4 separate regions of the Mus musculus genome follow, and all the other regions are linked to region 1. Evidence: chromatin loops called from intact Hi-C (ENCODE). Cell type or tissue: left cerebral cortex. All regions are shown on one strand. Each heading gives the region's core, and the rest is flanking DNA. Links, peaks and the distances in the headings are about the cores only.

What was found. Peaks named below come from ENCODE experiments on the same cell type or tissue, not always from the same donor. Only the 100,000 strongest peaks of a DNase experiment are listed, where the experiment ranks them.
Region 2: it touches region 1 in a loop (2.4-fold over the local background); 2 of 42 quality-filtered maps call a loop at or near these places.
Region 3: it touches region 1 in a loop (7-fold over the local background); 4 of 42 quality-filtered maps call a loop at or near these places.
Region 4: it touches region 1 in a loop (3-fold over the local background); 11 of 42 quality-filtered maps call a loop at or near these places.

The regions. Positions count from the first base shown.
Region 1 is chr2:6,881,625-6,889,697 of GRCm38, forward strand. Celf2 (CUGBP, Elav-like family member 2) reads right to left here and starts at 3,372. Exons shown (of 14, transcript NM_001110228.1): 1 at 3,228-3,372. The coding sequence starts at 3,334. In left cerebral cortex, for the core only: no CTCF peak of the experiment used is centred there; DNase peaks (open chromatin) are centred at 3,021 and 3,168; H3K4me3 peaks cover 2,786 bases; H3K27ac peaks cover 3,622 bases.
Region 2 is chr2:7,057,022-7,065,094 of GRCm38, forward strand. It overlaps a transcript of Celf2 not described here. Among named protein-coding and RNA genes, the nearest start is that of 5031426D15Rik, 130 kb to the left of the region's middle. In left cerebral cortex, for the core only: no CTCF peak of the experiment used is centred there; a DNase peak (open chromatin) is centred at 3,937; H3K27ac peaks cover 2,498 bases.
Region 3 is chr2:7,391,011-7,399,083 of GRCm38, forward strand. It overlaps a transcript of Celf2 not described here. Among named protein-coding and RNA genes, the nearest start is that of 5031426D15Rik, 470 kb to the left of the region's middle. In left cerebral cortex, for the core only: no CTCF peak of the experiment used is centred there; DNase peaks (open chromatin) are centred at 1,688, 2,768, 3,395, 4,123 and 1 more place; H3K4me3 peaks cover 4,150 bases; H3K27ac peaks cover 5,000 bases.
Region 4 is chr2:7,078,639-7,086,711 of GRCm38, forward strand. It overlaps a transcript of Celf2 not described here. Among named protein-coding and RNA genes, the nearest start is that of 5031426D15Rik, 150 kb to the left of the region's middle. In left cerebral cortex, for the core only: no CTCF peak of the experiment used is centred there; no DNase peak of the experiment used is centred there; H3K4me3 peaks cover 1,193 bases; H3K27ac peaks cover 4,214 bases.

The DNA.
Region 1 (8,073 bases), core at 1,139-6,138:
TTTCACCTAATTAACCCCCCTGATTACAATAATTAGTATTGATTCACTCTTTGAAAGACTTCCCAGGTACTCAAGCACAATTCACAGTTGCTATAAAGTTCTAGATATGAATATTAGTCAAACACTCTTTGTCATCTTTCCAGCCCCCCAAGGACATCTTGCAATTTTATCTAGTAACATTTAAAAAAAAAAAAAGAGCCAATAAAGAAATGTTTGTCAGGTTCCATCCTTGCAAAGAAAAGAATTTTTAATACGTGGGAGGTTATAGATCTTGGTCTGTGGTCGGCTGAACACATTTATGTAAATATTCCCGAGGCCCCTGCTTTATAAAGGGGCTTGAGATGCAGTTGTTATTCTCTAGTGAAAGAGACCATTTTACCAGTTTGAATATTTGCCTATGGATTCTCTTCAGGTCTTAGGTTAGAATTAAATCTTGTTTCTACACTTGTGTAGGTCAGCGTCCAGGAGAATCATTGCATACCGAGTGAATAGTATGCTGCACACTACATTATCCTGTTACTTTTGTAGAAATAAAAGCAGGCACGTTTGCCAACTCCCAGCATTATACTTTTTCTATGAGCACAGAGAAAAATACATTGTTCTGTATATTGGATGCTGGAATTGTATGGTGGGTGGGAAAGAGGTATGGGACCCCCAAATCTGGAAACTGGTGATGCATGAGAACACCAGACAAGAGTGGACAAGTGAAATCCCCCTGTGTCCAGCCTAACTAATGATGAGCAATCAGAAATTTAAGTGAATGTATCACAGTTAAATAATTACCAATTTAAGAAAAAAATTCAACACGGTGGTCTCCGAGTGACTTCTTTATTTAAATGAGTTCCTGACAAGCATCTAGCAAGCATGGAAGACTGCTTTTTTCTTAGACCACACACACACACACACACACACACACACACACACACACACACACACTGTGTTTTAGAATGAAATTTTTTTTTTCGGTGAAAGCAGAACTGGGGTGTGTTGGTAACAGTTGGTTAGCCTCGGATATGAAGCCTTACCCATTACCTTTTATGAGCTCATCCTGAAAGCAATTATTGCTATACCCAAAGCAAGGAGCAGTTCAGATCCCATTGGAACCGAGAGAACATAACAAGCATGCCTTTAAAACCCACTCTATTCACAATGGATAACTTGAAGAATATTATTACACCACACACATATGCTTTGGTGTACCTAAGCTCTGGAAATATTACCGGTAGGAAATCTCAACTTGCAAAGGCAATTCTGGTTAGCCGATAACATTTAGGTAAATAATTATACAATAAGTATTTAATAATATTTCAACTTAAGTTTGTCTCTGAATCTAAGGAATAATTAGTACTTCATACTTGTGTTTTTATAAGTAATACATGTATGTCCTTCCTTATTAATGAGGGACATCCCTAATTTGTACCAAACTCTATCAGGAAATATTTGAAACCAATTTTATCTTTTATTTTATTCATTGAAACAACTCCCCTTTTGTTTCTCATATTGGGCTCTCGGTTTTAGTCTATGAACTTACTAATACATATCTCATAATATTGATCTGGCACAAACGGTTCATTAAGCAAAAACACTAAAACACTATAAATATATATTCTTTATAGACATCAACCTTAAAAGAGGATTTTCATGTAAATCTATTACTTATTATTTTAATTTCAGTTATTTTACATCCAGTGTGGAATAAAAATGGTTTCAGCATTTGAGAAGTTTGAACCAGATTTTTCCATATTCTCTCCTACAGTATTTTCACCTTAGAAACCAGTTTATCTTATGAAATGAAGGGCATCCGAATACACGTGAAATACTTGCCTTTCATAGAAATGCAGTTTGTAAGAATATAAACATCAAATCAAAGATCAATATATTCCATCGAAACCTTTCACTTAACAAAGTAACAGAACAATAGTTGGTGACCAAAATTGGAAAGGCAAAAGTTCTTATTCTTGGATTTCTAAACTGCTTGTCTGTGGATGCCAAAGGGGAAGCTAAAAACTAGGAATACTGATTACTTGAGCATTAAGTATGTCCTTCTTAACTTCTCTTTTATGCTACATTCCCTAGGTCCAAAAAAAGGGAGCATTTAAAATCCTCGGCGGTAAATACTGTAGAAGCAGGTCTGATCAACAAGGCATTTGCCACAATGATAATAGTATTACAAGCATCCTCAATCAATAAGTTTTCTTTCTGTAGTTAACAGAGAGGCAAGCCATAAATCTCTAACTTAATCCAGCCAACATAACTGCAAAATGCAAAAAGCTCTGAGAACGGCAGATAATAAATTTTTAAAAGCATAAAACCACAAATAAGCAGACCCAAAGCTTCCCTCTGATAGTCCACACAACAAGATTATAGGAGATAAAAGGGGGTGCTGGAAAAAAAAAACAAACAAACAGAAAACCAGCCCCAGACATGCATTAAGCTAGTTTGACAGCTCCATTGTTCCACCGGTCCCATTGTCAGACCCAAAGATGTATTCAGTGCTACAATGTCTGCTAGCAAATAAACAAAAGACTGCATTTTTAAAAGCAGGATGCCAATTCTATCATAATTCTCTCTCCGCTTCCCAAAAGGTCAGCTGTGTCTCCTTCTCGGTCTATGATAGAACCCCACCACCCATGCAGGAAGCAGGTATCTGCTTTCCCGCACAAGAGGACCCAGGACGCCATGCATGAACAGAGGTCTCCAAACAGGTACACATTTTGGCAAGCAGGATAAAGTGATCCAAACCTGATAACACGAGAGGACTATTTAGGTGTCTAAGTCCAGATTAGAGTGGTATTTGGAACGCAAGTCTAATATGGAGTCTCCTCAGCTCCTTTTTCGATGATTATTCCATGCAGAGTGCATAATAATGAAAGAGGCTTAGACATTGCAAAGGAAAAGACGAACCAACAGCCAGATTCGGAACCCTTAAAACATCCACTGGCTGCTCATAGGTAGCGGGGAGCAAATGCATGGTCTGCTTTCAAAAGACAACTAGTACACACACAACTCCCTCACAGCAGTCCTTCTCCTTTCTCTCCCTGGCTTGCTCGCTCTCCCTCCCAATCTCTTGGTCTCAATTTCATTTCCCTCTCTCTGTTTAGATTCTTTTTTCTCTCTCTTTCTCTTCTAAGATAAGGAAGCTGCTTGATTCAGGGCAAGATTGGCGTCTCCACCAGCTCTCAAAACTAGAAAAGCCTATGTTAAAAACAAAGGACCCAACAACATACCTTAAAAGCAGCTCCTCATTTCTCATAGTAACAGCGGATTTGGGACAGCGCATGCTTTCTACACTGATAGTCTCAACAAAAGCCAGTTCAGAAGTGCGCTCAAACATCAATGCCACAGTCGCTATTCACTAATGCGCCCCCTCTCCTCTCTCTCTCTCTCTCTCTCTCTCTCTCTCTCTCTCTCTCTCTCTCTCTCTCTCTCTCTCCCTCTCTCCTCTCAAATGCTGAATAGTACAGAAAAGGGCTCCTGCAGACTCACTGGGAAGAAATAATCCTCTCCGACAAGTTATGTTATCTAGGCATGTTTTTGCACTGGTGTGCTGTGTCTTCTAGAGAGAGCTTGTTTGCATGCACTCAAGCCTGGCATTGGATCTCCTAATTACCATCTTAAAAACTGGGAAGATTTTAAGCAACTCAGTGACATGTGATTTCATATATATATATATGTGTGTGTGTGTGTGTGTGTGTGTGTGTGTGTGTGTGTGTGTGTGTATGTTAGCAAAACCAATCTCACAGCACAGTTCACTATCAACTATCAGCAGAGCATCCCAGAGGACTGAGATTTGAACAGGTCAGTGTGCTCAAAAGGATTTTTGCCTCTCTTTTCTGGGACACTGCATTCACAGTTGGATTCATCTGTTCCTCTCCTCTTGTCCTTAGAAAGAGTGACAAGGTCAAGACCCTCAGCCTCACCCTGGACCATAGATGCAGAGAACAGAGGCTAAGAAACTGGGAAGTGTTTTAACTCTCTGTATGCCAGAGTTCTTATAAATTAAGAGCTTCATTCACCAGAATCCAGGCATCAAAGCCAGCAGGCAACACAAAGATTGTTTGGTCGCACTGAATGCGTAATTGACAGATACAGCAGCTTCATTCCTGAAAGGCTAATGAGTGGCTTTTTTTCCCCAAAACAAGAAAATTTGCTACTCTGCTTCACTATATTCTTGAGCCTTTGAACATAAAGTGGACCAGAGAAAATACACATTCCCCTTTCTGTTTCTTTGAGTAGGAATCATTCCATAAATAACTAGGAAGTCAAACAGTAAGTTAAGCACACACACACACACACACACACACACACACACACACACACACAGAGAGAGAGAGAGAGAGAGAGAGAGAGAGAGAGAGAGAGAGAGAGAGAACTCTATGGACTGCACACATAGTCATCCAAAAGGGCAAGTTCGGACGTCACTCCAGGGGATGCACACTGACCTTGGAAGTTGGGAAAACCCTCACTTTCTATGGAATAACCTAGAACATTTCAAAACAGACCTGAGTCAACAAAGACTGGTGTGAATCCTGAATGCTCACCCCATCCTATATCGGCACAAAGTGTATCTTTCCTAGTAAAATTCTGGACTTGAAATATAACCGGGACTAAGAGTGAAGAAAATGATGGTGGGTTTTGTTCTCCCCCATATTTGAGGACCTTAAATAATATACCCAGTATCTTGTAAGATCTCTGACTTTTGAACTTGGTCTTATCCACAGTCGGGAGATCTGGGGAGAGTGTAGAGGGAAGAGTTCCTCAGGCTCTGCTACACAACATTCCTGACTGGTGCATCCTAGACTATGGAAACAAAGAAAGGATAGACAACTGCCATTCCCATTTCTACACATCACTAAGACATGGCAAACCACTTGACAAAGATCAAGTCCCAAAACAAGAGCCTCATCTTAAGGACAACTCCATCATCCCAGGTCTTTGCTTCATTACACGATATGAAAATCACCAAGTGAACATATGAGAAGGAATGACCTTGCCAGGGAAGGCTACTGTATGAAATGCAACATGCTCCTTTGAAGTGGGAAAAGTTCATGTAAATGAACTTGGAACTGGAGAGACCTTGAGGAAATAGACTGTGACCTTCTTCCCCTTATGGCTTGTGGGAGTGTCAGAGCAGAAGGCTCTTGACCTCCCTGTAGCTCTCTTTGCCCTGTAGTTAAATGGAGCCACCAACTGCTAATTTATTTTAAAGCACGTGAAGAGCCTGTGAAACTGGGTGTGTTTGGTCAGTGCAAATATTAATAAAAAGTGAATGGTCGCATGGACATCTGCTGTGAGTTTGTCTGACAGGGAAAGTAGAACTGTGAGGCTTAGGCTGCTGCCCTGGTATCCATGCAGCTCTCCTGACATTTCAATGAATTATGGATCCATAGTAGTAGTGGCCAGAATTGAACCAAACCACTAAATCATTTATATCTATCCACTTACTTTTTAGTCTTGAGGCCTAAATAATAAGGACACTACTGATGTAAGGGCTTATTACTTATCCCAATTCTACTACGATGACCGAGGACCTTATGCCCTCCAGCTGCATGGGCTGAATGTGGGATTATAGAATGAGTGAATAGAACATGTTTGCTACTTGTAATATTTGCATATGGTATAGGAAGTTTGTGATTTCAAGTGTACACTGAATTAACCTCTGTTCTTCCTTACACATCCAATAGACCATCTTTCTCTCTGTTTGAGTCCTCTTATTGAATATTGATCCAATGAAAATTTGTTAAGAAACGAATTCCCTTCTAGCCATTGAAACAAGGTGGGGAAAGGGATTGTATTTTCCAAGATACGCAGTTTCTTTCACAAATATGAGAAAATGCTCCCACTTTAGGCATGAGTTGGCACAGATGACAACTCATAAATGTTCCTTCCACACTATTGTGCTCTAAATTTCAAAGTCTCTTTGTATTTATCCATCCCACAACATTGACAGAGGTGGCATAATGTCACACTCTCACCTAAAAAGTTCAAGTGACTTGCCTACAGAGCTGCAGTAATGACCAAGCTTGGGAACTCTGTCTACTGCACCCTTGACACAGAGTATGGCCGCTAGACACACGAGGCAGGGCGTGGCCTTTAAGGAGCAGTCAGTGTGCTGTATCTGACACTCTCTTCATGTGAGAGTAGCAGTCAGAGAGGAAGGATGCCAAGGTAATGGAAACTTGGTTAAAAGGTTCCTCCTCTGATACCAGTTTTACATCAATTCATTTCAAACTTTATTACAATTGAAGATTAAAGCCACACAGACTAAGTACTCTTGAGGGCAAATTATTACTTGGGTCATCAACAATAGTTAATTTTAATAGTCTTGATTATTAAATTAGGTTTGTAGGGGAATTTTGTTTGAAAGAATTATAGCAGCAATTAGCAGGGAGCAACAATAAAAATATAAATTGTCTCAGTACCCTCTATATTCAAAGAGACGTTTTTCACTTCATAAATTAAACCTTTAACTAAGAATGCAAATTTGGCATAGGACAAAGTAGGAACGTGTTGTGATGTGGGATTATTGGTGAGAGTGAGAATCAGTCAGCTTCTTGATCTTTCTTGATTTGAACTTCCTAAAAGTTTTTTTTTGAAAGGTAAATTATATGTGAGTTTATTTCTGTCACAATTTCCAGAATCAGAAGCTAAATTTTCACATGCCGTATTAATGACTCCAACTGTTTTCCACCTTCTGTGCCTTGTCTTTGCATTTTGACATTTACATTGCAGAAGTAATAAAAAGGCACCATTTCAAGAGGAATGCATAATATAATGAGTGCTGAGGATGGAGGGTCTCTGCAGAATTAAATCCTCCTGTGATGAAAGGTGGCACACTACAAAACCCTATCCTACCTCCGGGGTACACATCCTCAAAGGACAGTGTTGAAATGCAAGAGCACCAAGAATAGTAAATTTATTTGGTTGTCAGTTTCAAGTGTTAACAACTGGTGATTCCTGGTATACACCTGAAGGAATCTAAGCCTGTGTACTACAGATATCCTTGTACATATGAGTCCATTGTGATACCTTTCACAATAGTCAAGACAAGAACTAGGCTAGATGTCTATCAACAGATGGATACATAAAGAAAGTGTAGAATACGCACATAATGGAGTTTTATTTAGGTGTAAAAGAACACAAAATGATGTTATTTGCAAGAAAATGGACGAAACTAGAGATCACCCTGTTAAGTGAAATAAGCCACACTTAGACAAATAATCTAGTTTTCTCTCATCTGCTGAATCTGGATTCAAAATATATGCAAGTGTATGTAACACACACACATATGTGAGAGTAGAAAAGGAATAACGTGAGGGAAAAATGAAGGGAGCATTATATACCGATGTAATTGGGAGCAACTATGATGATATATGTGGATGATATGTCATAAATAAATCCTTTATGTTATATGCTTATTAAACAATTAATCTAACACAAGGATTGTTAATCTTGGGAGTTGGCTCTGTTGGTAAAGTGCCTTGTATTCAAGCATCAAATCTTTAGTAACCACATACAAGCCAGGCCTGCTGATGCAATGCCTGTAACATCAGCACCGGGAGTGTGCAGCAGCAGAGACACACAGAGCCCTGCATCTCACTGGCTAGCCGCTAGCCACCCGCAGAGCTCATCATTAGTGATTACTTTTTGAGACAGCTCAACAAATAAAGAGGACACAAGGTAAACACTTGATGTAGACCTATGAACATGCATGTGTGAACATTGAGAGGTAGATATGGGAGAATCCTGACAGCTTGCTGGTCAGCCAGCTGAGAGGAAATAGCAAGCTTCAGGTTCATGATAGATTATTTCTCAAGAGAATATGGTGGAGGATGTCAGAGGAAACCATCTGAAATTCTCTTCTGGCTTTCAATTTGATCACATGGATCCATACACATGTACACTACACACATACACACAATACATATATACTATACACATACACTATATTAATATATTAACATATTATATATAGTATACACATATTATGTATAGTATACACAGAATATATATATATATACATATATATGTGTATATATATGTACATATATATATACACACACGATATATATA
Region 2 (8,073 bases), core at 960-5,959, 180 kb after region 1:
GACTATATGAACTGTTTCATTTTTTTAAAAAAAAAAATTCAGTAAATAGACCAGCACTGAAGAAAACTATTTCAATAAAATAGCTATGATTATATTGTAACTCAAATCCAACGATCCATAATAAATACTGTTTGTATTATTACTGTAATCCCACAATATCCTCCTGATTTTTTAAAAACCATAGTATTTAATAGCCCATGATTTATATTGCTCTTTGGAAACCTTTTCAATTGCCTTTATGAATCTGAGTGGCGAGACTCCCATTGCTGAACACCACCCAGGCATTTTAACAAAAGGAATCTTATAAAACTCAACAAGATACAACGGCTGTATCTTGGTGTTCAGTTGGTTAGAGTTAAAGAATATTTCCACGCTGATGTCAAGACAGGAAAAGGAGGAAACAAGAAAAGAGACTGAAGAAATGGTAGTGGTGGGAAGAAAAACAGTAAGGACAGGGGCAACAGGTTACACCTTCCTTCTGTTGGGCTCCAGAAAACACAAGTGCTGTGAAAAGGGCTGGCCATGACTGCTGTCTGAAAGAGCCCCAAGCTGACTCAATAGCTGGAAACACTGAGGGACCTTGTTAGAACATAGGCATCACCCAGTACAGGGGCTGAGAATCATAGCTTTATCTGTGCCAGGGTCACTGGACCGCAGTCCCCCAAGCGTCTCTGTGTGGCTTTTTAGTTCATGAGATGCTGGTTTGGTTTGATGCTCGGCAACCCAAGACTATTTTAAAAGTTTTTACCCAGAAGAATTCCTTTCATCTTTTATCCCAAAGCTGATTTTAAATATAAATCTGATATGGTAGGTTTTGTTTGTTTGTGTGTTGGTTTTTATAAGAAATTTCTGGCAAGGAATATAGATATTTAAGCCAAAACTTTATAAAATGATTATGGATTTTAAAAAAATGCACCACCGGCCCTCCATATCTATAAATTATGTTTGTATAGAATGAATCAAATGTCTCATCACTCTGTTAATTCTATGAAGAAACACTATGACCAAGACAACTCTTGCAAAAGAAAGCATTTAATTGTGGGCTTACGGGCTCAGAGGTTTAGTCAATTGTCATCATGGTTGGGAGGATGGTGGCACATAGGCAAAACTGGAGACATAGTTAATAGTTGGGATCCACAGGCAGAGAGAGAGGGGGGAGAAGGAGTGAGGGAGAGAGAAAGAATATAGAGAGAGGGAGTGAGGGAGAAAGAGAGTTGAGATGGAAGGAGGGAGGGAGAGGGAAAAGGAGAAGAAGAGGAAGAGAGAGGGAGAGAAAGGGAGAGACTGGGCTTGGCAACTTTTGAAATCTCAGGCCCAATGGCAGTGGCACACTTCCTCCAAAATGGCCACACCTCTTAAGCCTTCTAATCCTTTCAAAGAGTTCGACTCCCTAGTGAGTAAGCATTCAAATATTTAAGCCTCTGAGTCATTTTTATTCAAAGCACACAGAGATCAAAATTATTTTTAAAATTGCATCTTGCTGAGAGTATAGTATTTCTTGTCATTTTTCTAAACAACACACTAAACCAACTATTTAATTAGTAACTTATAGTAAGATGACATGTAGGCTGTAGGTGAAAACTATGGCACACACACACACACACACACACACACACATATATACACACATGCACACACGCACACATGCACACACATGCATGCACACACACACAGGCATGCACACACACACACAGGCATGCACACACACACACACACACACACACACACACTTACATATCGACTGCACTGCTTTATACTCTTGTCAACAGCACAAAAGGATCTCAATGTTGCCCTGTCTGCATCAATACTTGATAGGTTTTTGCATTTGTTTTTTGACAGCAGCCATCCTGATGAGTGAGAGAGGATATTAATTGAGGTTTTAATCTGCATTTTTTTCAAATTCATTTCTTAAACCAATGTGCCTTGTCCTATTGTGGAGAGACATCCGTGTCAGCGAAAGTGAGCCTCATGACTTGTGCACAGCCACTCCTGATTGGCAGGTGCACTGTCACTGTATCTTTGTTATGAAGCTAAGATGGCCACAAAGCATGCATTCTCTGTGCATAGGAAAATGAGCCAATGTCAGATCTGACACATCAGTAGTTTTCAAGAAGGAGTGACTATAAATTCCAAGAATAACTCAGCTCCATGGTGACTTGTTAAGAACAAGAACTTGTTTTTTTATGTCAAAGAGGAAATAGCATAAACAATCTCTTCTAGATCATTTTTAGAAGCTAGGATACAAGGATACATGGAGGATAGAAGTTACTGACGTCACAGATAAACTGTGTTACAGTTTACACCCGAAGGGTTCACCTCATAGGTTTATGTGATTAAAAGTGTGGTGTCCAGAGGGTGGAGCTATTGAAAGGTGACTGAACCACAAAGTCTCTAACTTTACTGGTGGGTTAACCCATTGTTAAATTACTGACTGAAGGCACAGAGAATGAGATTCTATCATTAAGTTTTAGAATGTCAAATATACTGGGTAAGAACACAGGATGTCTGCTTAAGTTAGAATTTTAGATAAACAACATTGTTTTAATTCAGGTATGCTTCTGGAAATGTTTGATGCAGATTTCCACTAAAGAATTATAATTATCTAGATCTCCTGTACTTTTATTTGACCAACTCGACAGTGTAGTCATAGAATGTCATATTTGAGAAGATGAGCCCTAGAAATGAGTATAAGTTGGTTTGCTGTCTACAGTGGCCACAATGGATGAATCACGGAGAGCTGCATACAACCCCCATGTTCTTTGATATAGATCATCAACCTAATGAACATAAATAATAATCATCTCCCCCCAGGACAGCCGGAGTTAGAAGAACAGATGCCTAGGAACAGCAATAATTTTTTCTTTTGAACCACCTATCCTTAATCATATGTAATTTATTTAGTGAAAGTAGAAGTTGTTTCATTTTAATACAAAATAAAGGGTCATCTTAACACATTAGAAGCTAACTCAATCTAGTTAGATTACCTGGCATCTCTTTGGCACTGACCCAATAACACTGAGTGCTACTGAAGAAGAGAGGTCATAGGATGTGTCCTGGCACATAGTAGTCACTTTGCTGTTATTCTTAAAATATCTATGTCTGAAAGAAGAGCCTTCCCAGGGATTCTTTGGAGAGTTTTATAAACATCATGTAATCAGAACTGAGGATCTGAGAGATGCCCTTGTCTAATTTTCTAATTTTGCAGGTAAGGAAACTGACCAAGGAGATGAATGGCTTACTCAAGTCTTCTTACTAAATGGTTTCACAGCCTGGAGTCCTCACTGCTCTCTGCTCTGATGCTGTCTGAGAGAGAAGGACACCACACTCTAGATCTCCAGAGAATGGAGAGTATGCATAGAAAGATGCCAGGCAAGTGCTAGGGATGTAGCTGCAGGGGTAGAATACTAGCCTAGCATGTGCAAGACCCTGGGTGTGATGTCCATAGCCTGAGATGCAGAAGGGTACCAGGTAACTTAAGTACACACACAAGTATTAGGCCATGATTATAGAAAAGGATGGGAGCACAGGCATTTTACTATTAGCATAGAATGTATTAAGCAACAACAACAACAACAACAAGAAGAGTAATGTCTTCCAACACATGCTGCTCAACTCACACAGAGGAATCCCGGGGGATGTTTCTAGAGCAAGTTCCAAGTGAACGCCCATTTCTAGTTGTGAAATAGCTCAAGGAGTATCCAAGAATTTTTGGAAAATAGTAAGATGCTGTGTGGATTAAAATCACAAATGCTTATTAAAACAGAATGTCCAAGGAGCCGAGACAAACAGAAAGGTCGCTGTTGAATAAATATTTCCATTAGGTGGCCCCAGTCAATGCCCATGCCCTGGTTTTTTCTTGAACAAAAAGAGGTGTAAGTGGATGTGGGAGAGTTAGCTTTTTATGAGAGTTAAAACCTTCAACTTACAACGCTTTGTTCTACACATGTTCTTATGTATTTTGGCAGCTTGGACGTGCTGGCACATCTCTGCACTGACCTCCTTTGGCTACAGCTTGCTCGCAGTCTGCTCAGCATTGCAGACTAAATATTTCTGACATTGCTTAAGGAGGCAGTTGCTTTAAGTGGGTTTACAATTTGCTTTTTTATTAAAGTTGGGATTCAACATTACTGATGTTAACACCGCAGTTGGAGATGGTGCACAGTTATGATCTGAGAGACATGTGAGATTCTGGACATGTGACATCGGAGATGTGCATCTAAGCATAGTACAATGGGGATTTCAAATGTACTGGAGTTTGTTCGATTTTAGTTTTTGCCCATGAGGTTTGGCTTAAGATATTAGGGTCTAGATATGCTTTAATTTTTAATTAAATTTTGGGACTGTTGTGGAATAAAATTAAGATGTAATAAAGACTATGAGGCAAACACAAAACTCTTGAAGGCTATTTGATGGGCAAATAAAAGAATAAAGAAGCAAACACAAATATTACAGACCATTGATAGCATTTCAAAGTGTGGCTCACTAACAGTACCAGAAAAGAAAGCAAAATGTTTTTGTTGGCTGGCTTTATATATAAAGATCTTATTTTAACTTTCATAACTGGAATTATCTGTGTAGTAGGACCAGATTCCAAATGAAATCTGATGGAGAAACCGACTTTTGTTCTTCAGGTGTGTCTCGCTTCTATTGGTCACACGGATAGTTAGATGTTCCTTTTCCAGCTTACTGTAATCGTTATCCATTTGTGGAAGGCCCTTAGCAAGCATGCGTCTGAGCAGTGTGCATTTGTGTGAACTCTCTGCATTGTTTTCCTTGACTACAACATGGGGATAATCATGGTGCTGTTAGAGGGATATCATGGGGATGGCATGAAATACCAGCTGCAACAGATTTTAGGATTGGTCTTGGTACACAAGTATTATTCAAGTGGAGGGTAAACCATATTTATTGAGGATTTTAAGGCTACATTATCAATCTTACCATGTCCAGCATATTTAGTTTCAGAGGTTTTAATGAATTAAGTCATTTTGATGTTATTTTTACCTGCATTTAGCATAACTTATCCACTTCATATTCTTGCTGATAAGGAAAAACATTTCACACACACACACACACACACACACACACCTCATAGCAAAGACATTTCTCCAGCCTCCACTTAAAAAGCATTGTGTGCCTATATGAGGTAATCTGAAAGGTTCCACCCAGTCTGGGCCCCAGTGTGATTCAGGACTCCCATATTTGAACCCCAGGCTTTGGTTTCCACTTCTGGTACAGCTCAGCTCCTATCTCTCCTTACTTAAGGCATCACATTGTGTTGGGGGCAGCTGTAACTTGTGATAAGAAGCAATTAAAATACTTTGAGACAGTGTTCAGATGGTGTATATTATGTAACATTTAGCTACAGATTCACCATAGAGTACTAGAGGTGCAAGACACAGACAGATACACACACACACACACACACACACACACACACACGGTTTTGTCAAGAATGTTGTAATTGTACTAGGCAGTGGTTCTACCATTATCTACACCCCAGCCCTGGATACACAGTTCACATCACCTATGCTACATCATGAACATTTCTGGTCATTACTGCCCCGTTCTCAAGAATCCACATAGACTAAGGGGCTCAGTAAAATAAGAATTAAGACGTGGCAGTTTCTGTGTATAACCCTGGCACTCAGGTGTCTGAGGCCTGCGGATATATGTGACTATAGAGTCCACAGCAAGAGAGCCTCCGAATCACCTCTACCCCTCCATGTAGCCCCTAAACTAGGACAACTGTAAATAGTTAAAACTTTCATTTTGGATTTATCTGTATGTAGCTGGGAATGGGAAGGGGACGAGACCACACACGCTTCACATGTGCAAATCCCAGAAGAGTACAGTTTTTTTTTTTTTTTTTTTTTTTTTTTTTAAGTAAGTAAATTCTTTGGAATGCATCAATACTGGGCAAGCTGTTAGGAAAGCCAGCCACTCTCCAATCAAAAGGAAGAGGAAAAATAAAATCTGTAATGAGCAAATAATCTAATTTCCTTCACTCCAAATGACTAGGTTTTTGAATTTATGTAAAATTTGTTTATGTTCTTCTGTGAGTTCTCATGTTTGTCTCCCTCCTCCCCTCCCCCGGCCTCGCTCTTCTCCCTTTCACCAAGTAAACAAAGCATCTAAAGCAGGGGAAATCAGTGAAAGCGTCTTTAAGGACGGATATTTAATTGCTTAGACAGACATCTTTTCCTCTGAGTTTTTTCACATTTGAAGAACAAGTTTGAACTCTTCCCTACCAAACACAAATAATTAATCTGTGGAATTTAATCCAGTGGAGTTTTGAGAGCATTTTATTTTGAGTAATAATAACACCAAATACCAATAATACTGGCAAAACAGCTTTGGCTATTGATTTAATCAGCAGGACTCATTGTTTGTGATTTTATAACTCCCTTCCTTTACCAAGGCGGGTCTTTATGCAAGCCTCTGATACAGGCAAGGAGAGACATGGCATTCACGTTTGTCCTGGGAAAAGAAGGAGCTAAATCCTGCAGGCTCCCCAAGTGCTGACATCCTTTCAAGGCTCCAGGGGCTTCAGGAGGGTTAGATCTGGTCCTGTCCTCAGGGCCTCACCTCTTTCCAGCTGGATTTTGAGGAAACTACCTTCAAGACAGGCAGCACTTAGAGGGTAGAGAGATGCCTGCCAGGACACCATAACCAGGGTGTTGTGAGAGAACGGAGAAGGAGGGGGCGATCCCATTGTTAGCAGTCCTGTGTGCCAGCTCCGGAAAACTTTCATTGGATTCCGTCAGCAACAGGAAGCCCCAGACACTTGGCAGCAGGGGAGGAGGGAGACCACACTCCTCTTTTCTGAAGTTCACCCAGCAGCAACTTCAGGAAGTGCTAGGGTTGGGAAGAAAGGTGGAAGCTTGCTTTGTAGCTGCTGCCAGAACTTTGTAGACGCTGCTGGAAAGGAACAATTGAGACAGGACAGAGAGCCCCCGGAAGGATTCCAACTCCCTGCTGATTCCATGCTCCAAGGAAAGGAACAGAAAGACCGTTAAACACCTGCGTGGCGAGGCGGAAGCACAGGTGACAAACCATGGCAAGTGGCGACTTTCCAGCCTGTCTGACACTATTTCCCTTTCATACCAATAACCAATGGTTTAACTCCTTCCTCAACCAAACACACACCTCAAACGACTACATGCACATTTAAGGATCTTCTCTACCCAAATGAATTGTGTGTAGATTCCCTCAGTCACCTCGTCACAGTCGTGGAGCCAGAAAGTCAACTGGCAGTTTGGGATGTCTTCTTAGGGGCAATGCAGGTCCCTTAGATCTGAAATGTCCAAATTATACCACAAAGTAGGTTGTCTTCTAGGTATTAAGTAGAATATATGATCAAATGTCACAGCACCTTTGTGCTATGAGACCTAAGAATGACACTTGGCCTTTCTCTGGCTTTCCATCCAAAACCCCTTATTCTATATCCCTAGATTTGAATTCTAAATATTATTTAGAATATCTGTCCACTGATCTTCAATCCCAGGGCTATCTTCCTATTCCACATGACTGTCATTTCTGGTTTGAATGTCTTTAAGAGTCTTTCAAATATCTTTCCCAGATTCACAATTGTCTCCTCAAATGTGTCCTCCCAGGGTCAAGAAGAACTCTTGAAATGCAAATTTCTTTGTGACTTTCTGTTTACAATACTGGAGGAAGGGCTTCCCATTGTTCTGAGAACTGGAGAGTGAAATCCTGAAGGTAGCCTTGAATGTGTCCTTTGGTTTTTGTTCTATGCTTGTTAACTTCTACACTGTTCCAACCTCTATCAGATCTTCCGGAACTCCTCTGTGGCCTCCTCTGTGGCCTAAGGAGATCAGAGAGCTGCACGTGGTTTGCACGGCACTTTTCTACCTTTTTCTAATCCCAGTGGTGATTGCGTTGAATTTTTGTTATATCATTAATGCTTTTGACTACTTTAGATAGATATCTCTATGAGGGTTAAATCCCACTACTGAGTATTCCTCCTCTAGCACACAGCCCAGTATGATAGATCCTCAATAAATAAATATCTGAATGAAAATAGACTAAAGGAGTATGTTCAGTTTTCAG
Region 3 (8,073 bases), core at 1,262-6,261, 510 kb after region 1:
TTGGAGAAATACTTATACTCAAAATTATAGTCCATCTCTGGAATGAAAACAAAAATCAAAAACCAATAAATTCATGGGCAGCAGCAAAGTAACTGTGATGCAGACATACGTCAGTACAGCCATCCACTCTACAACTCAACTACATATTCCAGGGAATTCTGAAGAATTTCAACAGCACTTTTATTGGGGTAGGAATTTACTAACAATTCTGAAAGTCATAGGAAAATGAGAACAACTTGTAGAAGCCAAAGCAATGTTGAGAGAGAAGAGCAAATGGGCATGATTTGTACTATCTGTTTTTAAATTTTTACCCTAAATGTAAGGCAACTAGCACAACAAGAAATTAATAAAGGTTAGATACACAAATATGTGCCACAGGATAGAGACATTTCTACAGACCAACACACATACATAACACAGTAGTAGTTCAGTTTTGACCTACTAACTCAGTTTTAATCTAGTAAAAGATGTAAAGTAACTAAAGAGGGGAAAGTGGTTTTTATACCGACAGTGTTAGCCATTCATATGGGAAAAATATGAATCTCAATAAAGTAGCTCTTAACACATGATAGATCTACAGATGGAGATGAAATGGTAAAATTTACAGATAAAAATTTTAGAAGAATGGCCAGATATGGTGGGGTATGCCTTTAGCCCCAAACAGAGAAGCAGAGACAGGCAGATCTCTGAGTTTGAGGCCAGCCTCGTTTACTTAGAGAATTCCAGGACATCTAGAATGATGAAGAGACACCCTGTCTCAAAACAAACAACAAACAAACAAACCCTAAATTAGGAGAAAACTCCCTGTTGTATTTAAGCGGGGAAAACAGATCTGTGATACCAACATTCATGGTATAAAAAAGACCAGACTCCAAGGTCATCCTCAGCTATACAAGGAGATTGGGCCTATCCTGGGCTACATGAGACCCTGTCTTAGATGTACATGTTGGCACTGTGGAATACTAGGTGAAGAAACATGTGGTTTACCCATACAGTGAAATGCTATTTTGTAGTAATGGGTACAACTATGTATGACTCTTAAAGGTTAAAAGAATAAAAAAAAACCAAACAAACAAAAAAAACAAACGATGGCACAAGGAAGCACAGAGAGGAGGCTGGAGAGATGGCTCAGAGGTTAAGAGCACTGACTGCTCTTCTAGAGGTCCTGAGTTCAATTCCCAGCAACCACATGGTGGCTCACAACCATCTGTAATAGAATCCAATGCCCTCTTTCTAGTGTGTCTGAAGACAGCTACAGTGTACTCATATAAATAAAATAAAAGAAATAAATGTATCTATTAAAATAATATTCCAGTCTTCTATTATTATGTACTATGCAAATTAATCTAGTAAAAGAAAGCCAATCAAAAAGGCATGGAGGGGAAAACAATGTCTGTATACGGATACCAGGAAACTTTTGCTTGGATGTCTATTTTCTATTTTCTACCTCTTGATTGTGGTGGTTCCATAGTTCTGTTTATCAATGAAATCTTACCAAAATTTTCAAGTACATTTGAAAAGCATATGAAAAATTTCGGTATCTGTACTCCATCCCCCACCCCATGCTCTATGCAAGAGCCGTTCCAGCAGTGTTCAGGACTGCTTGTGTCTTGACACTCAGTCTTTTGTTGTGATATTTCCCCAGAATATCCTGTGGGATATTCCAGTGTCAGCATGGAAGGATCTAAACCAAGAGATAGGTGCCAGCCTGCACCAATGCAGTGCAGAAGTGACTATCAGGATCTATAATTGACTCACTCACAGCTCTCCTTATTTGGACCATTGACACAAAAAATCTACCATACCTGCTTTTTTCTTTTCACAGGAGTTACTCATTTGCATCATGGATAAAGTAAACCAACTACACTATTTGAATGGAATAATTCCTTCTCTCTTTTTAAAGTTGAGGAGACAGACTCAGGAAATTAAACAATAAAACCAATGGGAGGAGTAGAGATGAGGTTTCACGTTTCCTTACATTTTTATCTATGTCTCTTATCTCTTTTCTTGTTTCTCTTTTATACCCAGTAAACACAGGTTTGAAGTCAACCTGTATTGACAATTTAAATACAAATATACATACGAAAGAGAGAGAGAGAGAATGGAAATACATGCACATAGAAAAATAACCCAAGCAAATATGGGAAGTGAGGTGAGAACCCTAATTTCCTTATCACTTGACACAATACTAAGTTAATCGAGGCTAATCAATTGAATTATCTTTACTAGTTTCCTAGGTAAACTTACAATACATCAGAATTATTTTGACAATCAAGGTGCAGCTTTTTAATTTTTTGACCCCCGTCCTGCCTCCCAGATTTGAACATACTGCTTGTTTGGTTGATACTATGTCCATCCTTAACAATAAATCCTGCAAACATCTCATCCTATCTGTAAGACATAATTCTTATGGCTTTCGTACGGGCTTTATATTTTCACTCTGGCATGTTGATAATTTCGTCTGTATGTTGGTGTGAAAAGTCACAATGTGCATTCTCTTCATCCGATATTTTCTACTTCAACACCTGTGCAATTATAAGGTGTAAAGTATTCCCACATGCCGCAAGGGCTAATGATACATGCAGGGATACTGTGTAAGAGCTTCAACTCGGAAACTGTCATGTCACAGCCCTTCAGCAGGGAGAGCATAAAAGACCCTCTAACAGCTATGTTTAGGGATCGGAAATTGGGGCCACTGATGGTTCCTTATGTGCTGGAAAAGTGGGTAGGGCAAATGTGACTTCAGTGTTGTTCAATGTTTTATTAATGAGGGAGGCATCCTTCAGTTGCCAAAGTCTACAGAATCATCAGTTGGTTACTAGTTCAGGGACAAAGTCGCACAGTGAAAGCCCTGGTTTTACATGGTGTTCAGTAAGAGAGGAAGGCAGCTTTCACACAGAAGACCTTTGCGTGCTCCAAATCTTGTTAAGGGGAGAGGCTCAGCTTATCTAATCCTATTCTTATTTTGTGCCAGAAATAAAATTCTGGAGAGCTCTACTGATCTTCATTTTCATTTGTTCATTCAATTAGAAGTTTGTGAAAAAGAAGACCCTGACTTTGAACATTTGAACATTTAAGGAGAATTTACCTTTTTCATAATTAAGGAACACAGATCACTGATTCTATGCAGTCACTATGGAGTTGGTTACTTGTTACTGGGCAACACATTATTCCAATTCTTACTGAAACATTGCTAACAGACAGTTACTGGTGTGGAGCAGATTTTTAAAAAATGAACTATTAAATCCACAGCGTTTTCTCCCGTTGTAAAGAGGCAGACATTATTTTAGCAGTTGACATTTCCTAATGTTCTGAAGTCTTTTAGACATTTCAAGTGGTTCTGGGGGCATTGGTGAAGACCCAAGGGCGGCAAAGTTCAGCGCTGTTAAATGTAGAGATGACACAATTAGACAGAATGGCTTCAGAGAACAGTGGACGCACTGTCCCACTCTCTCTAAGATGCAAAGGTAACAACCTTCAAACAGCCACAGGAGACATAGTCTTTAGCAGAGGCCTTGGTAGACAGCTGTTAACTACTGCTTCTGAAAACTTCCCATTCTATTTCTGCTAATCCATTTTCTTCTTAAAACTAAGTAAAATCTATCATAGCTTATAAGCACAGAAGAGGATAGCAAATTATATTCCTCGATGTTTTTATATGTATTTAAGAGCAAGTTTTAAAGTCCTCACTTCTAAGTTTCTTGACCCAGATCTAAGCCAGCCTCAGAAAGTCTAAGCATTTCCATGTGCCTTCCTTCCTGTTTCTGACACTCAAATCTGCATAAGATCAAAACTTCCTACATTGAGATGTACTTTTAAATGACATGCATAGTGTTTGATAGTAATGACAATGGTGATAATATTTCCAGTTTTTTTTCTCTACAGTATTAGCCTACAATCTAAAGTGTACAGACGACAGGTACTAATTAGCAGAAGCAAACTGCACATGCACCTAAAGAAGGGATGTGCTATGGTCTACGGAGAGCTAACCTTGAACTCTCATCTACAGCGAACAGTCAGCACACAGGAACATCGTAAGAAGCCCGTTCTAGACGCGGGAGAGAAGCCTGCCTCTGGACATTTACACTGTGTTTCATTTTCTCCCCTGTCCCTGAGTAACAGGTACTGGCACTCCCCAAGCAGTTCCAGTCAGAGTGTGGAGAAATACTTGTTGAGTTTAATTGGATTGAATTAAAAATTGTCCTTTCAAAGAAGCAAGTTGGCATCTCAAGTTTAAGGTCTCCAAACGATAGAGGCTCTCCTCCACGACTGTCTAATGAACCCCTAACTAGTCACAGATAAAGAGGGATTAAAATCACTCTACAGAGCACTCGCTCCAGTCTTTCATTATCTGGACTACAGAAGTCTGTGATAATTATACTGTTCCATAAACAAAAGAAGTTTAATCCTTGTATTTCCTGTTTAAGAAGTAAACATCAAAACGTTATGATGGGGACCGGTCCTATTAGAATACATGATAACACCTGTCAGGCAGCAACTTTGAGGAAGTCAAGACTTCTGAGAGGACACTGAAACTCCAACCCCAAACAACCAAACAGCTCCTTGACAGAGCGGAGCAATCTCAGTCTTGCTGCAGCTGGGCATCGAATAGTCAGTTTGCAGAGAGAAGCATCATCAGGGTGCATAGGGATGCCGTTATTCCTTGTTATAAGCATGGCGCGGAGGTCATACATCAGGCAATTATACCTTTTCATTACAGGCTAACCCCTCACAGCAGGGAAGCCACGCTTATGACAGCATTAGAGAGACAAAGCCTTCAGCTTTTTTTTTTAAAGGAAAATCCAAAAAAAGAAAAAAAAGATTAAAAATTAAATTCATTTTCTTACCAGCACGTTGCAGCACCAACTCGCTCACGGGAATGTTGCTTTTACAGGTTTCTCTTTTAATTATCCTGGAAGCAGGGAGACAAGGGAGGGGGGAGGTAGAGAAGAAGAAGCAGGGTGGTTAAATTAGCGTGCTGGAATCTTTTCAGTTTGTCGCAGAGAGTAGAAAAATTAAAAAAAAAAAAAGGGAAAAAAAAAAAACTCAGTAATTTAAATTTGCTCTCAGTTCAGGCTGCACCGCTGGGTACCGCCCCTTCTTCCCGCTGGGTTCCATTACCTGCAAGGCTGGGACTGACCGCCACTGTTCAAACACAAAAAGGCAGCCAGCATGCTGGGACCATTCTGTCTGCTGTTTGGGTCTCACTTGTCCTCTCAAGTGAGCATCACCACCACCACCACCGGGAAGGTGTTCTGCAGCTCCTTTCCGGGCACTCCCATGCCATTCCTTACCATGGAGCTGAGCACACAGAGTTGGGGCTTTGCTTACAGTATGCTTTGCTTTCTTACCCCACTTTATAACGTTATTTATTGCAACTATATCTTTACTAATATTTTTTTATCTTGTGCCATCTTTTGTATTCCTTGCTGTCCCCTCTTCCCCTCTCTAAAACACTGTCTCCCATCTTTTCCTTTACAGCACAAACATGAGCACATTACTAAACACAGCAGAAGACATGTCAAAATTATAAGCGCTCCCATTCCTTCTTGGACTTTTTGACTTTCTTTCGTTTTTGAGCTTGCAGTGTTGAGATACTTGGTGCGAAAGCCTGCCTAGAACCAAGTTTCTAAAAGCACCAGAAACTTCTAAAAAGGATGAAACATGGGAACAACTTTCCATTATCAAATTAAAGATGCTTATCTTAGTGTTTATAAAGTGGGTAAGCAACTCAAGATCATGGAGCTAAGCTTGATGCATACTGAAAATTTAAACCAAGATAAGGAAAACTTTGAACTTGAGCAACAGTAGCAAAACTTGATGCTCAAAACAGCATGTTTCTAGTTTGTAGCACAGAAAAACTCTAAGAAAAGACATCCCTCTTCCATGAATAATTATATTACCTACATGGACTTTGCAACAGACCTCCTATTGTTACCTCTCTGATCAGGGAGTTAAACACTACTTTGTGATTGACACTATCATAGCCTGAGTATGTTCTGGGTCCTCTATGGGTGTGTCTCCATTTCCAGATATCCTTTCATACTATAATATGACTTAACTTCTTCCAAATTCTCAAGCTGTCTACTTCCTGGTAAGTGGACCATGATGATCTGTCATGCCACAAAGACACATAGCAATTAGGAAAAAACAGATGCACTGAGAACTCAGGAGATAGCCCAGTCATCGAAATGTTTCTTTTCCATGATGCCAAGCAGAGTTTGACCTTTAGCATGTATATAAAATAAGCCATAAACTGAGCATGGAGAAATATGCTTGTAATCCCAACACTGGGGCTTCAGAGGGAGGAGGACGTCCAGGGCTCACTGGCCATCTAGAACTTTCCACTTGACAAGTTCTAGGTAGGGCAGCAAGAGATTGTTTGTAAAAAGACTAAGTGGACTATGTCTAAGGAATGGCATTAAGGGTGTCCTCTGGCCTCCATCTACTGGTCCATACCCTTGATTGTGCACTTGCACAGGTCAACATGTGTATGCATGTGTGCAAGCACATACTTAGACATACACAGATGTACTTATACATACTTTTGTGTCACTGGCTGAAGACATAGAAGAAAATTACTCTTGATGGCAGAATAGTGTTTAATTTTCTTGATAATTTTTCTTAATTGTTATTTTTCTTATCCATACTAATCTTCTCACCCATTTAAGTGGACTGCAGTATTTCTAGACTGTTGTAAGGCCAAGCATGGGCTGCTTTCATGCAGTTCACCTTCTAAAGGAGAAGGTATTAATGGCATAAATTAAATAACATGATTTAACTTACCAAATTGGTAAAAGATATTTTCCTGCTACTCAGGGTCCATCCTAAAAAACAAACCAATAAAAGTGGAGAAGACTGAGGAAGGAACGAGAAGAACCACCTTTATATTATATATATAAATATATATATGCATGCATATATGTATATATATATGTATATATGTATATATATACCTTACTCAGGGTTATTTCTTCTAATATTGTTCCTGGTTAATGCCTTTGCCCAGCCTGATGAAATAGAGAAGTAGGACAGGTCAAGTATACCAGAAGCCTTGTTTACTTCCCAGGGAGTTAGGCAATAAGCTATAATAAAATAATGGTAAATTCCACCAATGTGCTAATTGTGGGACATTTTAGCAGTACAAAATGTAATAAAACTAAGCCATACTTTGGATTGGAAGTGTTAGGTGTAGATTTTTCTTTCAAAACAGTTCACTGAAGCATGATTTTATTTCCTTGAAGCATTCTATAATTCCCAGTGGCTTTTGTTTAATTCCCCCCATTAAGAAACAAAACAAACCAAACCACAGAAACTTTTAGAAAAGGGAAAAACACAGATAGAAGTGAAAAAAGAGCAAGAATTTTAAAAATCGGTGTCTGAATTTTTAAAATCAGAATTTTTAAAATAAGCATTTAAGTATTTATGGCCACTATGCTAATATTAATTACTTTGTATAAATGCGAAGAATCATATATTTAGACCATTTTAGGTGATTTGTGCATACCATACATATGGTAACAGATGTTGATATATGTCCTGAATATTTTTCTTTTAAATAAAGACAAAAGTAATGATCCTAGTAAATAATATTACCAAGGTCATTTATTTGTATATTGATTATTTGTATATTAATCTTAAAAAGTCCTGACACTGACGTTTAAAGAATGAACATTTCTGTTGCGATAAGGTTCTCTTGGTCTTAGAAAAATCATAAAATATAATTCTAGTAGGTATTTATCCTGTCACTTCTGAAGTCGTCACTAGATGCTGTAGGGGTGAGATTTAAAAATATATTGCATTTTATGTAGCCCTGCTGAAAACCTATCTATTTCAAAAATAAATTCCTACTGAATTAGGGAATTGTGGGTGGTGAAAGACATCAATGGGGCTAAAAAAAATCATAGAAATGTGTCTTAAACACCAAAGAAGCTTGTTGGAAATCTATTAGACTTCCATATCACTCTTGGTTCTTGAGAAAGATATCAGTGTAGCCTAGGGTGTCTCTAACTGCTGAGAGTCAAACTTCAGCTTTTGGAGTGTTTAGATTAAAGGAATATCTAGCTTTCAGGC
Region 4 (8,073 bases), core at 1,328-6,327, 200 kb after region 1:
ATTTTTGAAAGCACTCTTAAGATATCTTTTAGTCTTAGAAATAAGTCAGTCTTCGGGGAAAGAAGAGGCAAATGAAACCTGATTGTCTACTCCAGGAGAGCATTAACAGCAATGTCTTGCCGCATCCCAATTAAAAGGAGGGTCAAAGGTCAGTGAGATGGTTCAGTACGTCAGGGCACTTCCTGTCAGGCCTAAAGGAACTGAGTTTGATGCCCAGAAGCCACGTGGTAGAAGGTAGAAGGAGAGAACAGAGTCTTGAGAGTTGTCTACTGATTTTCATATATAGGTACTGGGTTCTCTCTCTCTCTCTCTCTCTCTCTCTGTCTGTCTGTCTGTCTCTGTCTCTGTCTCTGTCTCTGTCTCTGTCTGTGTGTGTGTGTGTATTTCACACGCATACACATAAAAATGAAGAAATAGATATAATTTTAAAAGTTAAGTTCAACCATGTAAACAAACAAACAAAAATCACTAAAGGATGCAGGTGCATAAAGTGAACCTCTTCATTGAGAAATCTTGGAATTTAATTAATAAAAGTAAAAAGCTGTACACATAAAGATGCTTACTGTGTTGTTGTCGTCATTATCAAGCCAAGGCCTGGAAATAATATAACACATAAATAAGACAACAACATATAATTAATATAGTAAATAATTATAATACCAAATAAGATAATGTGGCAATTTGGTGAGCATCACAGACCAGTGCTGCCTGTGGCCATTAGAGCCACAGCTATGAGAGGTGGCTGAATATGGATAGGCTGTATCTGGAAAAAGATTATAAAATAGCATATATTATATGATGTGTGTCCAGAAAGTTCCAGAATATATGAGTCAGGACCAGGGAGCAAAGGGGTAAGTGTGGCAAACTGAGCTTGATACCCAGATTCCTCATAAAGGCAGCAGGAGAAGGCCGTCTCCATGAAAGACATCCTCTGGTCTGCATGTACACGCCCTGGCCTGTGCCACCCCTCCCCCATCTCTCTCACACCCTATCACTTTTTGTTAATTTTCTAACTCTCACCCTAACCCAACAAGTAATGTAGAATAAAGAAAAGGAGAAGAATATTGATCTCATTTTTATTTGTTCTTGTTTATAAATATTGCTTTAGAAATAATAAAATCAGGTAAACCCTGAGGCAGACAGACCTCCTGAAAGAGTCGTAGAGAGCCAGCTATCATAAGGCTGGTTGGTCTGTAGTCATGTGCTCGTTTCTGCTCCTCCATGTTCTGTGCTTGTTCTGGTCTAACTCTGACTGAACCAAGTTTTGGAGGAGGCATTTGGGCAAGCATGAAAACCGACTAGAACCACTTCTAATAAATAATAATAATAATAATAATAATAATAATAATAATAATAACACCTCCGAATTTAACATTTTTATATTTTCAAAACTGTCTCAAATGCTTTCCCTGGGGAAATACCATTCACAGGAAAGCTAAACCTACCAATTCCTCGTGGATACTGCCAAAGGTGCAGTGTAGACTCAGTGGAGATGGTGCGTGAACTCGCCTGTTTTAGCTTAGGTTCTAAATTCTGGTGTGAGGAGGTCAGAGATCACTTTTTCCATTTTATTATTCGTTTGCTTAATTTCGAGATAGGGTTTGTCATCTGGCTTCAAACACACTTTGTAGCCAAGGATGATTTTAAACTCTTCCCCTACTTCCTGAGAGCTGGGGCTGTGGTCAGGCATGCTGAGTTTATGTCAAACTCTGGACCAAACCCAGGGTCTTTTGCATTCGAGATAAGCTGTCTACCAGTCTACCAGCAAGGCTTAAGTTACTTAGCAGCCCCAGTATTTACGAGAGAGAGAGAGAGAGAGAGAGAGAGAGAGAGAGAGAGAGAGAGAGAGAGAGAGTGAGAGAGAGAGAGAGAGAGAGAGAGAGAGAGAGAGAGAGAGAGAGAGCATTACTACATACATTCTACCTGATCAGTTGAGTTTGTATATGTCAACTTTTCCAAAATTGGCCTGAGACCGGAGTGGGCGGGGGGGGGGGGGGCAGAATTCACACGAAGGACACGCAGTTCTTTAGATTCTTCAAGTGTGAGCAGTAATGAGATCTTTTGAAAAAGTTTACTCTTCTGTGTGAGCTTCCAGAAAGTCCACCATATTCTACATCATCCCTTCAGTGGCCTCTGAAACAATTCAACCTCAGGACTCCTTTCTGAGCCGGAGGACCAGCATGGGGAGCATTGAAATAGCCCGGACCGCCCTGAAGGAAGCCTGTGTTCTCTGTGCTCTCCTGCAGCCAAACTCGAGGAGCACTTTCATGTGCCTGCCCCGTCTGTCTGCTTAAAGTTGTGCCTGTATCAGAACACTTGGGCCATGTTGGCTTGTCACTTAAACCCAAAGCAGGCACTTTAGAGAATGCCAAGCTCTTTTTCTCTCTCTCCCTCTTTAGCTGGTGGGGGGTGGGCAGGAGCTGGCCCTGAATTGAAATAGCGCGGGAAGAGAATGCGAACAGGCCTACCTTAACGCTTTCCAGCCTCTCAGGGAGTCCAGGTCAGAGATTAGGGAAACCATTGTCTGAGAGCTGCGGAAAGAAGGCAAACCGGAGAGCAGAGGTGCCTGACAGGGCGACAGGGACGCAGGCAGAGGTGGCTCTGGGCTCAGGCCGGAGCAGCAGCGCCCAGCAGCTCAGCTCTTCCTCCTTCCAGGACTGATAAGCGCTTGTCCTGGCTTCTCTCCACCCCCTGAATCAATCGTGTGCTCTATTACTTCCCAGACCGGTTCCAGCTCTCCACACCACCCTTCAAAAGCCCCTGTAATCTGCTCCAACTGATCAAATTTGACCTTTTTTGTAGCCCACTTTATTCCAACCAGAGTTCTCAGTTAAATCTCTCTTTATTAACTCCGTCCTCCTCGGCTTTCTTTTGGAACAAACAGGGCTCAAGCTTGAAGCTTCCAGACTTTAGGAGCAATCATTTACAGATTACCGCGGGCTGTAGCCTTCTCCTCCTTTGGGGGGATTCTCCTGCCTCCGAGATCTCCTTTCACATTCCCTTCAGAAGACTGACGAGGCTGCTTTCTTTCTGTCTCTCCCCGCTTCAGTCTGGGACACCAATACCAGGTTTAGAGCTTCCCTCCGAGGCGCAAACTGCATTACTGCTAGGGTTTGTTTTTTAAAAAATAATCTCGAGCCATACTGCTAACAAGCTCGAATTTACTGTGTTTTCTGGTGTCAATTTCCTACAGTATTTCCCTCTCCCTAGCCCCTCAAGCCCGCATTCTTTCTCTATTTAAATAACACAAAAGGGACATGCACAATCTCTAAAGATGAGGTGAAAATGTCAGAATGTCTACCAACTTTCCCTTCCTGTCCTTCCTTAATTTAAAATCAAACATCAGGTCCCTGAGATGGCCCAGTGGGTAAAAGCACTTTTTCCCCCCTTTTTTCCTTTTTTTCTTTTTTTGCCAAGTCTTTGATTTCTGGAACCCCCATGGCTAAGGAGAGAAGAGAATCTTGCAAGCTGTCCTCTGACCTCCACACAAGTGCTGTGGCAGCACACATACAGCCACACACAGCCACAGTCACATAGTCACACAGAAACAGACACAGAGACACAGAGACACAGTCACAATCACACAGACACAATCACAATCACACAGACACACACAATCACACAGATACACACAGAAACCGGCACACAGACACACACAGAGACACAGTCACAGTCACACAGAGACACAGAGACACACACCTACAGAAATAGACACACAGACATATGCACGCACGCACGCACGCACATATGCATGCACAGTGGAAGCAAGCATTTGAACAAACACAGAACTGTTTTCCTGTGGTGTCCATGGTTCCTGGCTAACCCTTCTGTACTGACAGGGTGAGGGATTTCTTTCTTAGTACATGGAATTCTTATTTTCTTGAGCACAGCCTCCTGGGCTTGGGCTCGGTCTTCTCTGGGGGATTTTCACTCTTACTAATGCTTCTCAGCAGCTATGGCAGGAACGCTTGCCCCTGTCACCTGTCCTCACAGGATCCTGAGGCAGACAACCTTGAAATCATCCGGTCCAGGCACTCAGGCTGTCAACGGTTTCGTTAGAGCCATGAGCCATGAATATCCTTCTTGTGTAACAATTTCCCTCTATTTCTTACTCTAATTTTAAAAAGAAAATTTCAGATCATTACCATACATGGAGAAACAGCTTGGACGAATCAAATTCTCCTGTGCACCAAGAGCAGACGGAGACCCTCACAGCGGCCTCTTCATTGGAAAGAAGTTTAGAGGCTGGAAAAAGCTTAGTCCTAGAGTTGCTGAGCTCTTGAGTAGTATAAGTGAGGTGCTGGGTTTGAATCCCCACAGCACTACCCAAGAGAAGAGGACTTCCTAGGTCACACTACCCAGCAAGAGGCATCCCTTAGGAGTACTAGATGTGATCCAGTGAGCGATCACAAGTGCCTTCTCCTGAAACCTGCAGGTGGTGGGGTGGGGTAGGGATTACACTTCCCCACGTGTTAGGTAGAACTCACCAAATATTAAAACAAAATAAAATGAGAGAGATGTGGGAGAGAGAGAGACAGAGAGAGACAGAGAGAGAGAGAGAGAGAGAGAGAGAGAGAGAGAGAGAGAGAGAGAGAGAGAGAGAGAGAGAGAATGAATCTATCTCAGCATCAGAGAGAGACATACTGAGTCTGCTTTTGGGAGCTGCTGCTCTTATTGTTAAACGTTCTTGTCACTCCATTTTAATTTCTCCTCTCCGTCCCTCTTCTCCGTGCTCCCCACCCCAGTTCTTAAAATAGTCAGTTAACCCTCAGTGTCCAGCTGCTTCCTTTCGCAGTCATAAATATCATCCTAATGGCTGTGAATGACACTCTTCAAAAGTGTGACTATCTTTATGCTAAAATTAAAAGACAATTTCATACCTTGTAAGAGAAAAAAAATCCACCGCCTCTCTGGGACTTCATGCTTCTATCTGGGCTGTTTGTGCCCTCCCAGTATGAAGCTGGGGCCATGTCATAATCATGTGTAAACATTTACATAACGCTTTTAATCCCCAAGTGCTTCATCCAGTGTGGCTAATAGCAGTAGCCTTCATATAGAGTTTACTTCCAAAAGGCTGCCAGCGCTCAGATAATTAATAAAGTGTTTCTCCCTTTAGAAAGTTAGCAAGAGAAAAACAAAAGATTATCATGAAATAGTTTCTGCAATTATAATGACATCATCCTTATCTCATTAGCCCACTGTACCACAGGGATCCAGGGCTGGGGAAGGGAGAGCAATGAGGCCTTAATATTTAGAGTTCAGGGTTAATGGGAGGAAAGGCGGGAGGAGGAGGGACCTGGCTTTGGGCCAAAGGACAAATAGATGAGCATGATTCTAAGTTGCAAAATAATTTATTTTGTTTTTTTCTTAGACAGGGTCTCACTGAAACCCTGTTTGTCCACACATACCTGTCCTCTAGTCCAGGCAATTCTCCTGCCTCAGCCTCCCAAGCACAAAGATTGCAGACCATCAGCCCACATGCCAAGAAAAATAGTCTTTTTGATCAGTGGGCTCTCCAAAACCTTTTAAAGGCAGGAAGTAGAATCTCTCTTTCAAACAGAACCTTGCATCCAGACCCAATAACTGGATAAAGCAAAAGTCTATCTCAAAGTAGAGAGCTGGGATGATTTCCTTGTGTGTTGGCACACACCCTCCTCGTAGTTAGGTTGTTTATGAGACCAGTAGAACTTTTCCCTTCCTGTTATAAATGAGGGCTCTGGGGCGTGAAGAAATGAAGCAACTGGCTCGATCCCTGGGCACTGTGCTTAGCAGTCATGCCTACAAGCCCACCTGGGCATTGGCAACCCCCTCCCTCTTACAGCATGACTGCACACAGGTAGAGAACACCTTCTTGAGGGTGAGGCTGGAGGCAGGATCAGGTCAGGGCCTCTCCCTGTTCCTCTCAAGCTGCTGGAGTGCAGAGTATCCTTGGACACCCACTTACTGGAATCATTTGTTTATAAATGATGCAGAACTGTGATGTACTAATTTTTTTGTTTTTAATTTTGAGATTCAAATATCTTACATGCAATGTATATTCATTCTGTAAACTGAGACAAATTTATCTTTTTTCTCTTTTCCCTCATGGTTCTGTTTCTGCTACACTGAATGCTCATACTGAATGCATCTGTTTTCTGTTCTGCTTTGGATTTTTGAGACAGAGTCCCTCTAAGTGGTACAGGCTGGCCTTGAACTCTCTGTGAGCCTCTTGCCTCAGTTCCCCAAGTCTTGGGACAAACCGGATCAATCTGCTAATTGTTAGGCCATTGGATTTTAAGTTTCCCATCAAGTATGAGTGTGCTTATGGCAGAGAAACAATACGTTGCTTTGTTCAGATTTGAGTCAGCTTATCTGGAACACAACAAGGGAACAGGAAACATCTTATTCTCAGAAGTAAAATGTTAAGTTCACCTTGAGAAGCTAATTTTTTCCCTCTGTATCACCGTGTGAATTGCTGTGAGGTATCATTTTAAGTTTTGTTTTGCTCAGTTTTGATAAAGTGACTCCTTCACATGGAAATTAATTATTGTGTGCATTGTTCAGTTTCAGACAGAGTCTGGCTCTGTAGCCCAGGCTGGCCTTGAACTCTGATTTTCTTTCGTGAACTCTGATTTTCTTTCGTATCTCGGCCTTCTGAATGCTGGGATTGCAGGCACAAGACACCGTTTTACTTTTTTGAATTCAAAAATAAAAATCTCTTGCTCTTTCATCTCCTCTTCTCAAGCATACATGTATGTCTATGCATATATGTATGTCTATGTCTACGTGTGTATATTTTTCTTTCTTTCTTTCTTTCTTCCTTCCTTTCTTTCTTTCTTTCTTTCTTTCTTTCTTTCTTTCTTTCTTTCTTTCTTTCTTTTTTTCTCTCTCTCTCTCTTCTCTCTTCTTTCTTTCTTTCTTTCTTTCTTTCTTTCTTCCTTTCTTTCTTTCTTTCTTTCTTTCTTTGTATGTCTCTGTATGGATGTATGCCATGTATGTCTCTCTCTGTGTATGTATATGTTTCTCTCTCCTTTCTCTCTGTATATATATGTCTCTCTATATATATGCCTGTGAGTATAAATCCTTGTATATCTCTTGTATATCTTGTATGCTTATTTATGTATGTGTGTAAGTTTGTGTTGTGTTTGTCTCTGTGTGTATGCTTCTCTCTGTCTCTGTCTCTGCCTCTCTATGTATGTGTGCTAGCGTAGAGGTCAGAGGTCAACATTAGGTAGTGTTACTCAGGTGCATATGCCTTGCTGAGACAGGGCCTCTCACAGATTTGGCTAGACTGACTGGATAGCAAGCCTTTTGGGTCTGGGATTAAAATGAGTATCATTATACCCAGGCTTTTATGTGGATTCCGGGGATCAAACTCAGTTTCTCGTACTTGAGGGACAAGCACCTTTCTGAATGAGCAATCTTTCCAGCCCTCACTTTAGAAGTCAGCTCTGAGATGGTGATGATTAAAATTAGAGTTTTTCTATATCATATATTCTGACTATAGCTTGCCTTCCCTCTACTTCTCCCAGTTCTTCCCCGCTTTCTCAGTTCTAAGTTTTTTTTTCCTGTGAAGAGAGTTCAGTGTAGAGAAGGCAAACTTCACTATTTCTGTCTGCTTCAAGAAAGCAACAAAGCCTTAGAGGGGTGGTGGCTCCATGGGCTCTGGGATGCTGGTTATGTGGGCAGCAGACAGACATGCAGAGTCCCAGTCAGGACATGGTCAGAAACTGGGACTCTGACTGCACAGGTCTCTCCTGAGAACCACGCTAAGAGGGGAAGTTAATGTCAGCCAGTAAGCAGAGAGTCTTGTTTCTGTGGCATCTTGGGTAGGTTTCCTGTGCCTGAACATGTATCGTTGGAGTCAAAGGCACAACACTGGAAACTCTCAGACACGTCAGAGGAGTAGGAAACACATGATGCACAAGGCAGACAGATAGAGAAAAGGATTCACCACCAACTGTAGTTAACCCAGCCTGCCAAGGCTTTAGGAAGGGACTCCTGGAGTCCCAGCAACGCTTTTCTCCTGTCAGCCAGTGTTCAGGTTTCTGGTAGTCAGGAAATTAGTTATTTTTATTTTTGTTGTGGGGTGTG